4 separate regions of the Homo sapiens genome follow, and regions 2, 3 and 4 are each linked to region 1. Evidence: chromatin contacts called from ENCODE Hi-C or POLR2A ChIA-PET data. All regions are on one chromosome and are shown on one strand. The core of a region is the stretch at or near the end of the contact, and the rest is flanking DNA. Distances in the headings are between cores, read along the strand shown. Region 1 overlaps LOC728743 (zinc finger domain-containing protein LOC728743). Region 2 holds the start of KCNH2 (potassium voltage-gated channel subfamily H member 2). Region 3 holds the start of ZNF467 (zinc finger protein 467). Region 4 holds the start of ABCF2-H2BK1 (ABCF2-H2BK1 readthrough).

Region 1 (3,183 bases), core at 1-2,500:
GGCCAGAGCCCCTCTCAGGGCTGGGAGTGGTGGGGGTGGAGTGCGTGGTGTTGATTCTTGATGGCAGGTGGGGCGGTCTGGGTACCGGGCTGTAGGTTTCTCTGTGATGAGCTGCTTACCGGATCTTCATCCCCAGAATGTCAGAGTTGAAAGAGACTTGGAGAGGCCACTTTCCACAAACCCCACGCCCAACCTCAGCCCCTAGGCCTCCTGGCTCCTGTACACACTCTCTGCTGTCCTTGAGATGTCATTTCACTTCATGTTTCAGTTTACTCATCTGTAAGTTGGGGATATAGATGAGGGACTCTTCCTCGCTGGGATATATTGCAGCTACTGGATGAGAGAGGGTGAGGTCACTGGTGCACAGAGCCTTAGTTGATTCTGCCACACCATGTGCCACTGACTGTGCCGGGCTGGGCTCTCCCAGAGACACACATGAGGACCGCAGGCCCTGACACGGGGTGCTCACACTCGGTGTGTGACGCGGGGCCAACCTACAAAGTGCTCTGGGGTGAGACCGAGGAGGGTGACTGGTTTCTCTTCGTCACCCAGGGGAGTTTGATGGCTTTGAACCAGGTCATGGGGACAAATAAAATTGTTCTAGGAAGAGCAAGTGTGTAGAAGGGTGTTTTCAAGGGAGGGGGGGTCCTGATAGTTCAGTGACTGTCTCCAGGTGTCCCAAGGGGAGGTTTGCCCTACAAAGGACTTCGTGGTCAGGGGGTGGGGACACTGAGATTTTTAATGAGATGAGTGCTATGATCTCAGACTTATGCTTTAGGAGGAGAATCAGAGGCACTGTGAGGACAGACTGATGTGGGAAGAGCTGGAGCCTCGAGGGGCTTGGGTCATCTGGGCAAGAGAACATAAGGCCCCCAGCTAAGAGGCCTGGCCAAGGTCTGGCAGTGAGAAAGGGGGCAGCCAGGACTCTGCTCCAGGACCTCTGGTTCCAAGCTGGCGCTCTGAGGCACGGGCCTCTTCAGCCTTTTGGCAGATGAGGAAACAGGTTTGCCAAGCTTGCCTACACCACAGTTGGTACTTAGGGGTACAACAGGTGGAAGCCAGGGCTTTGTTTTGGATTCTGAATCCCAGAACCTTTTAGCTTCACTGCTTAAAAAGTGGACGATGGAGCAGGGAGGATTTGGGGCCATGTGATAGGAGCTGGGGCAGGGGTGTTAGGGGTGGTACGGGTGTTTGAAGGGGACATGGCATCCCTGGGAGTGGTTTGGGAGGAAGGGAGCTGGGGCTTCGAGGGGACCTGCACATTCAGTCCTGTGCTGGGTGCTGGAGACTCGTCCCTCCCCACTGCCCCCTCTGCCCATCCTCAGTGCTATGTGGCTATGGCTCCTCGGAGACTGTCCTCTGCCTACCACTCCCAGGTGCTGTAGACTAGCATTGGTGGCAAAGATGAAATTAAACAGGGGCTTCGGACACCTGGAGTCAGTCACCAAAATGCCCTGAACCCAAGGTGTCTCATCTGTAAATGGGATTCGTAATCCTTGCAGTGCTTGGTAGGGGACAAAGAGGATTCATTCAAACCCTAGGACAGATTCAGGGTAGGCCAGCTGATCGCTCCCTCCTAGCCCCAGAGGGGTGGCTGGGCAGGGCCATGTCACGGCTCCACACCTGATCCTGATCTCTTTGTTTCTGTCGACAGTTGCAGAGTGGGCAGGATCTTAAGACCCGATAGGTGCAGAACCCATCTGGACACGGAGACCAGGAATGGAGTTCCATGGAGGCCTGGCTGGCACTGCACCCGGGCATGAGGACACATCCAGTAAGAAGACCTGCCTCAAGAGGTGCACTGCGGTGACCAGTGGAGGTGACTGGTTGGAGCCTGGAATTGGAAGCAGATTCCAAGCTCTGGTGGACAAACTCTCCAGGCCTGGTGGGAATCACAGCTGGGGCAGACCTCATCCTGGCTGCCTGGCCACAGGCCCCCACTCTCTGCCACTGGTGGTAGGACGATGCCTGTGTGGAGAGCTGGCTTCTCTGCTCCCGCCTGGTCCACCACTTGGCTAGAGTTCAGAGACAGGAAGTGATTGGTCTAAGCTAACACAGCAAGTTGGTGGCAGACCTGGTTCTAGAGGCAAAACCTTCTTCCAGATGTGAATGAAACCTGCAGGCTTCATTTTCCTTTCTGAGCAGTGCTTCTTAGCTCTTTGGAGACACGAAGCCCTTGGAAAATCTGATGAAGGTTACGGACCTTCCCTAGGAAAACAGATAACTGACGTAGACTCAAAAACCCCAAGCAATTTCAGGAGCCACTGGACTCCCTGAATGAAACCCATCCCTGGACTCCAGGCTAAGAACCTCAGCCCTGGGGACTTCACCTGCTGCCCTTTCCTTACCTGTCACACATTGAGCCCCGAGTCAAGGCCACTGTACAAGTAGTGCCCCTCCCTCCCCCTGGCCAAGCCTCCTTCCCTTGTTCAGGAATAAAGAATTCCGAGGAGCCCTTTTTAGTCATTCCCTTCTCCCAGACCTAACGAATGGTGCGTCAGGTTTCTGGAGCCTCATTTCCCTTCCCCAGACATTGGCAGAGGTCCCTTGGGCTAGATTTTCTCTTCTGGTTTTGTTTCTTGTTCTGCCTGACTGGCCGCTGGCTTCCACAAAGGAGCCCTTTGCTCCTGGCCTGGGCTCTGATTTCACTGTGTGGTCTCAGGGGAAGCTGGACTGCTGTGGACGCTGGTGGGAGCTTGAGTCTGGTCTGAGTCTGCCCCAGGGAGAAAGAATCCTGCTTCCACCAACCAAGCCCAGTCAGCGGTTCCTCCCAGCTGGCCAAGTGTTCAGCCCAGTGGGCTGGGGAGGAAGAGGATGAGGGCCTCGCTCCTGGTGCCTGTGGCTCTGGGCAGGGTGAGAGGTCGGTGGAGGATCTTTCTGTGTGTTCTCTGAGTATGCAGCAGTGCAGTTGAAGGGAACAGGGCCCAGGCAGGCAGCAGGGCAAGGACTCCTCCCATCTTCACACCTGAACCAGTCAGCCTGGAAGCTACAAGTTCTCACCTGCCTCCCCAGAATGAACATCAGAAAAGGCAAAACTGACCAGGGCTGGGATGGGTTTGGGTCAGCGTGGTTGGAGGGCAGCCTGTGGATCCCTGCACTGGAGTCTTGCTGTCTTCGATGCAGGTTGGATCATACATTGTTACCTCCTACTGTATGCCTCACCCTGGAATAGCAGAATGCTCA
Region 2 (2,933 bases), core at 281-2,780, 570 kb after region 1:
ACCCCCACCTCTCAGGGAGGCCCTCAACCAGTGTCATTGTCTCCACCCCCTCAGGATCATCTTGTTCCTCCGCTTCACACAATACTGACCATCGGACTGACCCCTCCTTCCCCCAACCACCGTTACAAGCACGCGTTGTCCTGTGCTCACAGGGTCATGGACAAGGAATGTCATCCTCTCCCAACTCCCAGGGCCCTTGGCAGTCACACCCACTGTGGCTCATGCAGCCTTAGGGACAGGCACATGAATGCTGCCCACCCCCAGGACATTTGCCTAATCTGGGACCCTTCTAGAAGCCTCCCTACCAGGCAGGCATTAGGGGTGCTGTACTCCCGGTCCCCATAAGGGAATTAGGTGACAGTCTCCAGGGCAAGAAAACCCACAACTTGGGGGTACCACAGGGAGCTGCTTACCCTCAAAGCCCAGCTCTAGCCCCAGGACACCCTGTCTCCACAGAGCCCACAAGCTCGCAGCCTTGTCAAAGACACCTCCCCACCGCCCATACAGGGTCTAACTCACGGGTGACACATGGGCTCAGGGTTATATACACACGGCACACACAAGAAGAGATTATGAGCTGACCCTGCATCCACGGCTTTTCAGTCCCTCCGGCACAACACAGTCAAGATCTGGCAAGACCAGTGTGCGCGCTGGACTCTCGGGATCCCAGGGTTTGGGTCGTACACACTCTTATGCCCTTGCACACAGCCCCATCCACGTCCACGCACCCAGAGTTGGGGACACCTGCACACTCCATCCCACATCCCTTCCCTGCACACTCAGCGTGTCACACACACTCCGATCCCAAAAGCCTGAGCTGAGTTTCCCGCCCCAAGCCCCAACCCCAAACCCTTTGGCCCGGTGCCCACGGCCCCGGTGCACCAAGCCTTGCCCCCGCCGTCCCCTCGCCAAAGCCTGGGGCCCACCAGGCCCCATTGACTCGCACTTGCCGACGCACACGGCCCGGGCACGCCCCCCCATCCACACTCGGAAGAGCTCGGCCCGCCCCCAGAGCCCCCTCCCCGCTCAGCCCCCTCCCCCACTCACTCTGGCCCTCAAACTTGCGGATGATGGTGTCCAGGAAGGTGTTCTGCGGCGCGACGTGGCCCCTCCGCACCGGCATCCTGAGCCCATGGGCGGGCCGGGCGGGCCCCCACCCACCCCGGCCCGGCCCGGCCCAGCACTAGGCTTCGGGTGGCCCGGCCGGGCCGTGGTCCCCGCACCCCGCGGCCAAGCCGAGCACGGGCGCGGCCAAGACTGGACTGCGGGCGCCGGGTCCTCGCTCGGCTCCCGGCTCCCCGCTCCGGACCCCGGGCCCGGCCTGGAGCCGCCTGAGCGCGAGCCGCCCGCCGCCGGCACACCTGTCTGCCGGCCCCCGCCGAGCCGCGGGGCCCGCTCCGCCGCGTCCCCGCGCTGCGCTCCGCCCGCCCGAGCCCCGGACTCCTGGCTCCCGCCTGCCACCGCGCCGACAGCCGCTCCAGCGCCCGCGGCTCGGGCAGCGCCTGCGGCTCGGCCCGGCCGCGGAAGGGTTAATGCGGCGCGCGCCCCTCCGGCTCCGGCCCCCGCCTCCCGGCCCCCTCCCGCCTGCCGCGCGCCCGCAGCACCGCCCTCTCCCCCCCCCATCCCGCCCCACCGCGCGCGCCCGACCTTCCCATTGGCTGAGCCGCGCCGAGTGCTCCCCCAACGCCAGCCCCTCGCTCTGCCAAGGAGCCCCTGGGACTCGCGCGCCCAGAAGAGGGGGAAGGGACCCTTAGGCAGGGGAAACCGTGAGGACAGGTGCCATGGCCGGCTTGTAGGCGGCCGGGATGGGGGAAGGGATTCCACCCCCACCCCAGATTAGCGACTAAGAAACCTGATTTGAAGGGAAACGGCGGGTCCTTATGCCCTGGTTCCCCACCACGCCGAGCACTGGCTTGGTATACACAGCACGCGCTCAGTGCCTACTGTGGGTGACCGGGGCAACGCCTGGACCCTCGAAGACGAGCCCGGAGTCAAGGGAGACCCTGGAAATAGGAAAAGCAAGACAATCTGAAGGCCCCAGAGCAGCAGAGCTCTGAAATAAGGGAGGGTTAAACTTAGAAGGGGCACGCCCCCTGCCCCAACACACACACACACACACACACACACACACACACACACATACACACACACACACACACACACACACACACACACATACACACACACACACGGAGAGAGAGAGAGCCCTCTGTGGGGCTCTGCATAGGAGCTGCACAGAGAGGGACATTCTGACAGCAGTTGCGGCCTCCTAGCTGCAGGATCAAAGAGAGGTCCCTGAGCGCGAGGTTCCAACCAGGGGATCCCCGGGTGCGAGCGGCCCGCCCTCCCCCGGCAGCCCGGGGCCAGCCTTGCACGCCCAATCGGCGGGCTCGGGGCCCTGCGGCGGCGGCCACGGCCCAGCCCCTCGGAAAGCCCTGGCCTAGCCGCAGGCCCCTCCCCCCGGCCAGCTGGCTCGCTCCAGCTGCGGCTCCCTTATTTAGGCAAGGAGGCCTAGGGATGCTCAAGGGCAGGCGGGGTGTCTGCCCCGCCGCCTGCTCATCGCCTGCTTGCGTCTGAGTGAGGGTCTCCGGGCGCGGTGTCCTCGGACTTAGCAGTCAGGCAGGGCCCCGGGAAGGCCAGGGCGGGGAGGCGAGTGTTGACAGCTGAGTGGGCGGGCGGGGAGGGAGGAGTCGCAGCTGAACAGCCGAGGGTCCCCTCCCTGCAGCCGGATCAGAGACCTGTCTAGATGGATGGGGCCATGTGGGGGCTCCTGAGGGCTTGCAGCTGCCTCTGTCCTTGGAGCAGGGGCTGGGTCTTGTCACCAGCGAGAACCATCATGGGGGGAGGGGAAGAACAAAGGGCAGGGAAGGAATCGGAGTCCCGAAGGAGGAAGGCGCAGAAAACTGTCGTCGTGAGACCACCCTACCCGGACT
Region 3 (2,953 bases), core at 198-2,697, 640 kb before region 1:
CCTCCCTCCTCTCCTCCCCCACCCCGGTTTCCCTTCCTTCTCCTTTCCTCGCCTCACCTCGGTTCCCTTCCCCTCCCCCTTTCCAGCCCTCCCCCACGTCTCCCCACCGCCCTCCCCCTCCCCCCTCCCTTCTGCAGCTCTCCTTCCCCTCCGAGGCCCCCGCCTCCCTTCCCCCTCTGTCTCCCCAGCAGGCTCCAGCTTCGCTTCCCTCCCCGTCCCCAGTCCCCAGAACCGCTCTTCCCCTCCCCCCTCCCAGGCTGCTTCCCAGCTCCCGGGTCCTCCGGCCCCCAAGCCTGGGGGTCTAGGGCTGACCCGCTCTCTCGGGACCTTCCCGCGGGCCCTGCCCTCCCCACTCCGTCTCCCCTCCGAACACCCCTCCGCGCCTCTCTTCTCCGCCGCGGCGCCCCCTCCCTATTTCTGCTCCCCTCGGACTTCTCACCCCTCCCAAGTTTTCCTCCCGACGGGACCCTCAGCTCCACCTCCCTGCCCCGCCGCCCTCCCAAGCAGCTCCGATCGCCGACTTCATTCCAGGTCCCGGCCCCCTCCCCAGCTCCGGGGCTCACCTGTCAGCGCCCTCCTCTCCCGCCCCTACCGAGTGGCCCGGTCCCCAGCGCCCGCTTCTTCCTCCCCTTCCCCCTCGGCCCCCTCCCACACTCCCTCTCTCCTCCCCTCGGGGCCCGTCGTCCCCCTTCCCACCTGCCTCCCGCCCGACCCCCTCCCAGCCCCCGCCCTTCCCTCCAGCCCCCCCGGTCTCCTCTACCCCCACAGCCCTCACCCTGCCCGCGCCGGCCTTGCCCTCCCTTCCCCCCAGCCCCCGACCTCCCCGGACCCGCGCCCCTCCCCCACGCCCGCCGTCCGCGCCCCTACCCCCGGGGCTGTCACCTGCGCGGAGCCGGCCGTGACCCAACCGCGGCGCTGAGGGAGACGCGGGCGGGGCCGCCTGCAGAGGAGCCTCCCCGGCCCTTACCTGGCTGGCCGGCCGCTCCGCCCGCGCCGCGGGGACCCAGGCGCCCGGGCCTCCTGCCCCGCCGGCTCTGCTCACAATGGCGCTCGCCGCCTGCAGCTCGGGTGCTGACGGCCTGAAAGACTGACAGACTGACAGCCCCGAAACTTCGCGGGGAGGAGAGGGATAGACGCGCGGGGAGTCGAAGCCGGGAAACGGCGCCTGCAAGGGAGGAGGGACCGAGGGAGCGGGCGGAGAGCCCCGGCGCACCGGGCTGGGGGAGGCAGGGGCAGGGGGTTTCAGGAGTGGGGTCCCAGGAGGGAGCACCGTGGGCTTAGGTGGGCAGGTGATGGTCCTAAGGCTCCGAGCCTGGAGTAGGTGTGGAAGTGGGAGCTCAGGACGGGGGAGGGGAGGGGAGGGGAGGGGAGGGTGATGGGAGAGGGGGTGGAGGAGGGCGAGGAGGCTGGGGAGGACAGGCACTCGGGCTGCGGGGAAGGGTGCCAAGGGAGGGTGCTCGCGGCCGCGGAGGGAGGAGCCGGGGAAAGGTGGAGCGCGAACGGGTGGGGGGGTGGCGGGGAGGAGTTGGGGGAACGAGGAGGGGCCGTGTCGGGGGGGAGCCAGCGAGTCGTGCGCTGCCGTCTCTAAGTCGCCGGTGCCAGCCGGGTGTGCAGCGCCGCGCTCCCGCGGGAGGACGGCCCGGGGGGTCGGTCTGGGAAACTCCGGCCCCGCCCCCATTCTCCACCCGGATTCCACCCCGATCCACCCAGACCCGCAGCCCCTCGCCTGGAGTCCCGAGGACCCGATTCGAAACCAGCCGCGGGAGCCGTGGGGGCAGGCGGGAGAGAGGGCTGGGCCCCTGTGCTTGCGAGAACGGGTCCTTCGAAGTAGAAACTGGGGAGAGGACTTTAAGCCAGGTCCCCTGGGAGAAGGCCGGGCCAGGTCGGGAGCTCCAGGGGGCAAGGCTGGGACGGGGCTGGGCGGAGATTCTGAGGGCGGGGTCCGGGGGAGGGTCTGGGAGGGGGCTGCAGAGAGGGGAGGGCTCTATGGGCGGGAGACGATTGCTGGGGGGCCTGCTGGCCCGGACACCACCTGGAGTTAGATGTGGAGGGCAGCCCTCAGCCCTCAGCCCTCAGCCCCAGCTCCTCAGGGGACTCCACTCGCCCTCCCTGCCCAGGTTACGAGGTTTCTCCTTGGCCTTGTTCCCGCTGCGCCCACTCCTGAAAGCTCCGGAGATGCTGAAGTCTGGACTGTTAGTTCCCGGTCTCCTCTCCATGAACTTTCTCCAAACCCCTGGGTTCCAGCTTCCTCCCTTCTGCCCCTTTACGGGAAAGGGTGACTGCAACTCGGGTCTCTTCCCAATCCCAGTGCTGCCTGATCAGCCCCGGTTTGAATCCAGAGCTGAGTGAGGCTGGGAAGGGGAGGGTGTGAATGGCCCTTGAGCTCCTGCTACCACAGCCCACCACAAGGATGAGTGCCTGGAAGAGCGCCCATCACTCGGGCTCAGCTGTGAAGGCTCCTCTGCCTCCAGGATGAAGGGAGCACCTGGAGTAGCATGTGTCACTGTGCGTGCTGGGGTGTGGCCGAGCACCTGTGCCGGTGTTGTGAGACTTACAGTGAGAGTGTGCATGTGTGTAAAACAGGAAAGGGGGGTGTCTGGGTGTGCGTGTGGCTCTTTCTGAGGACTCCAGAGCAGGAGTTGATCCCAGTCATCCGTGACCCCCTGAGAGACTCACTCTGGGCCCTTTTTTGGCCCTGGGACCAATGGTGAACCCAGGAGAAGGAGAGCCCGGCCCAGCTCTGGTTAACAGCAGCCCCCTTCCTCCCCTAGGTGGAATGACTCTACAGGATACTCGGAGGGATATCAGGTTTAGGAGACCGAGGGGTGTGGAGTCGGAGCCAGGCTGCATTCCAGCCCGGGTGTCCGGGTGTGCTCAGAGCTCTGCTGGGACCAGGGTGGACCCCGGATTCCCCTGTGGAGCCTGTCACTGCCCCTCCCAGCCGGATTCTCGG
Region 4 (2,745 bases), core at 8-2,507, 820 kb after region 1:
GAGGACAAGCTTATTGTATAATGTAGCAAAGAACCTGGCACATTGGTCACCATGCATAGAAATGGAAACTGAGAAAGGGGCAGGGAACTGATCCCCTCCTCACAATCTAATAGAGCAGCAAGGCAGCTCAGCAACTCTCACATCCGCTTGCCACTGAGTATGTGAGAACCTCGTCTTCGGCTTCCTTGCGCAATGACAGGGTGGCACGAATTCCAACTCTACTGATTTGATTCATCATGAAAAGTTGCATGACACCAGATACATTCTCCACTACCCCCAGCATCAAGATTCCAACTCTGGCTGGGGCATGCATTAAGTCTTAGCAACCATCCCCAACTCACCCCTCCCTCAATTCACCTGTGGTCTCTCTGCCATTGGCCTCATTCTTCTCTGCCACCTGTGGTTCTGTGACAACATCTCCATTTTCTTCATGTCCTTTTCTGGGCCGCTGTCGAGCTTTGGCAGCCTCCTTCTTTTTGGCTGCCTTCTTCTTGGCCAGGTCGGAGGGCATGATGATGACCCACAGGGGTAGGTTACTGTTGTTTCAGGGAGCCTGAAGGAAGGCAAACAGATACCCCCAAACCCTAAACTTACTAGTAAGAATGCCTGGGCCCTGCTCCATCCCTCTCAGGAATCTTCGTATCAACATCAAGCCTCTGATGCCCTGGCCTGCCCCCGCCTCGTCTGTTCCAACTTGGTCAGGGTATCCCAAACCAATGCCGATTCTCAGCGGCTCTTCTAATCTTAACATCTCTTCCCACAGGCACCAGTCCCCCACGGACTGCCTCACTTTGGAAACGCTCCTTCTTTCAGGGCCTCCGGCTGGGGACCAGGTTCTGCCCCTCAGCGGAGGTCTCCGTCTCCGGTTTCCCTACAACTTGGCGCTCCGCACTCAGCTAGCCGCCTCACTTTCCGGGCTTCCTCCTCCCGTCCGTCTCGGGCCTCTTCTCGATCGTCCCTCTCCACATCACCCGGCCGTCGAGCCCAGCCTCTTGCCGGGACGCACTCGTCCTCGCCCGCGTGAGTCCCCTCCGAGTCTCCACGCTCGTCACCCCCGGGTCCTCCCCCACCCCGCCCGTCAGCTTCTCTCCCTTAGCCCTATCTTCCCCCTCGCAGAGCCCTCCATCCAAACCCCGTCCCTGCTTCCTCTTCTAATTCTCTTTCCCCCTCACCGGCGGGGACCCTCTCCCTACAGCTCCCCTTCCCCTAACTCACTGGGCCTCGCTGCTCGGCCTATGTCGCAACAGAGCTGCTCCTTAGGATCCTCCGCGTGCGGCCGGCTCACCAGCCAATCACGGCCTCGGGTGGTTCTCGGCGCGCCGCGCTGCCTCCTTGGAAGTGTAGTCCTCAAGTTGCAGCGGCCAAGAGTGAGACCCGCCTTGAGGACTACTATGTATCCCACAGACCTCGCGGGGCCGCGTGACGCCATCAGGATGCGCGAGGCTCGGGGAGGGGGCGGGATTAGAGTCCAAGAGCTCTCTGCTAGCGGGCGCACTTCGGGCGCTGGAAACTGCAAATCCCAGATTGCTCGTTGGATAAACCGGCTGAGCCTTCAGGCTTTACCCCACCTCTCGAAAATCCATTGAGCTGTTGTGGAGTTACGAGTTTTTAGAGCTACCTAACCGACTCAGGCAGCAGGGCGTGCAACTACACTTCCCAGCTTGCCTCAGCGGGAGTAGATCGAAACAATGGGAGAGGAGAGGTGGGAGCGTGAGGGGAGGACTAAAATGAAGGGGGCGCTGGGCAGGGAGGGGTTCCAGAAAGCGGGGCATCGCTGCAAAGATGTTGCCAACGGAATTCCTTCACGAAAGAAAGCGCCTTGGTTTCATTAAACCTTAATTTTAGAGGCTGGTTCATTGTTAAACTTTTAGAAGGTGCCAGACGTTGTTTTGGAACCTCGGCCGCTTAGCCTCCCCGCTGCCGCATTGTTAGGTTTCCACTGAAGCCATGCAAGTTTGGTGGAAAGGGCCCCGAGATAAAAAGGCCCCTTGGCTGAGATTTGTTTTATTATTAGTTAGCCATGCTACCGGGCCCGTTACTTTCCCTTTGAGTCTCACTGTTTAAAATCTCTCACATGACATTTTGGGCTGGATGGTTTAAAAATAAATACAATCTCTCAAGGACTTCACATTACCTACATTGTAAACTCCAAATGTTTAGCCTCAAGTACAAGGCAGGCCCTTTGTGATCTTTGTTACTTCTCCAGGCTCCTGTGCAGCAGAAGCCTCACCATCAGTGACGTTTGGGGCAGCAAAGGAAGCTATTGCTCCCTTTGAGCATATTCTCCAAATGTGGCACCTTTTCGCCCACAGTCCGTGACTCAAACAATGAGAATTAGTTTTTCTTCTCAAACTCATACTTCAGTAGAACTTACCTACTTAAATAGTTCGGAGATTAAGCGTGCTATTTTACACCTGCATGCCTTTGAACATACATTTTCCTAGAATATCCTCCACCAACGAAGTGCCTACTATCTGTCAGGCTCAGATATATGTGCTGGAGTTGCAATGGTGCAAAGTCACTCCCTGACCTCAGGGAGCTCATAATAAAGAAGGAACATGTGAAAAGTAAACAAGCCGGGTGTGGTGGCTCACACCTGTAATCCAAGCACTTTGGAAGGCCGTAGTGGGAGGATCATTTCAGCCCAGGAGTTCAAGGCTGCAGTGAGCTATAATCAAACCACTGCACTCCAGACTGGGTGACAAAACTAGACCCTGTCTCTAAAAAAACAAAAAACAAAAAAAA

The links. A loop is a pair of places that touch in the nucleus more often than their neighbours do. ChIA-PET counts read pairs that join two places held with the same protein, here RNA polymerase II (POLR2A). Pooled maps may share reads with other maps.
Region 2: a loop to region 1 is called in a pooled map, with 3 times the contacts of the local background. The contact joins the promoter of KCNH2 here to the enhancer-like site in region 1. A Hi-C loop is called at or near these places in 7 of 50 pooled maps. POLR2A ChIA-PET finds 5 or more read pairs at or near these places in 2 of 52 experiments (AG04450 and activated CD4-positive, alpha-beta T cell).
Region 3: a loop to region 1 is called in a map of sigmoid colon, with 2.1 times the contacts of the local background. The contact joins the promoter of ZNF467 here to the enhancer-like site in region 1. A Hi-C loop is called at or near these places in 3 of 168 maps with a recorded cell type or tissue (ascending aorta, sigmoid colon and tibial artery), 1 of 37 single-sample maps with no recorded cell type and 16 of 50 pooled maps.
Region 4: a loop to region 1 is called in a map of naive thymus-derived CD4-positive, alpha-beta T cell, with 4 times the contacts of the local background. The contact joins the promoter of ABCF2-H2BK1 here to the enhancer-like site in region 1. A Hi-C loop is called at or near these places in 2 of 168 maps with a recorded cell type or tissue (both naive thymus-derived CD4-positive, alpha-beta T cell), 1 of 37 single-sample maps with no recorded cell type and 10 of 50 pooled maps. POLR2A ChIA-PET finds 5 or more read pairs at or near these places in 1 of 52 experiments (CD4-positive, alpha-beta T cell).

What each region holds. Positions count from the first base shown.
Region 1 is chr7:150,408,506-150,411,688 of GRCh38, forward strand. It overlaps LOC728743 (zinc finger domain-containing protein LOC728743), which reads left to right. Exons shown (of 3, transcript NM_001395976.1): 3 at 1,655-3,183. Among named protein-coding and RNA genes, the nearest start is that of LINC00996, 24 kb to the right of the region's middle. Within about 2 kb of position 1,251, at least 2 of the 41 ENCODE cell types and tissues checked have a DNase peak (open chromatin) inside an H3K27ac peak, as active enhancers do; they include sigmoid colon, where a contact is called at or near this core.
Region 2 is chr7:150,976,791-150,979,723 of GRCh38, forward strand. It overlaps KCNH2 (potassium voltage-gated channel subfamily H member 2), which reads right to left and starts at 1,531. Exons shown (of 15, transcript NM_000238.4): 1 at 1,048-1,531. The coding sequence starts at 1,123. It overlaps LOC124901776 (a long non-coding RNA gene), which reads left to right. Exons shown (of 3, transcript XR_007060592.1): 3 at 55-565. RefSeq lists a silencer at 2,199-2,548.
Region 3 is chr7:149,772,141-149,775,093 of GRCh38, forward strand. It overlaps ZNF467 (zinc finger protein 467), which reads right to left and starts at 1,448. Exons shown (of 5, transcript NM_207336.3): 1 at 968-1,448. RefSeq lists a silencer at 891-1,070.
Region 4 is chr7:151,225,948-151,228,692 of GRCh38, forward strand. It overlaps ABCF2-H2BK1 (ABCF2-H2BK1 readthrough), which reads right to left and starts at 1,258. Exons shown (of 17, transcript NR_160983.1): 1 at 1,216-1,258; 2 at 358-553. It overlaps ABCF2 (ATP binding cassette subfamily F member 2), which reads right to left and starts at 1,258. Exons shown (of 15, transcript NM_007189.3): 1 at 1,216-1,258; 2 at 358-553. The coding sequence starts at 511. RefSeq lists a silencer at 1,035-1,094 and enhancers at 1,195-1,244, 1,355-1,434.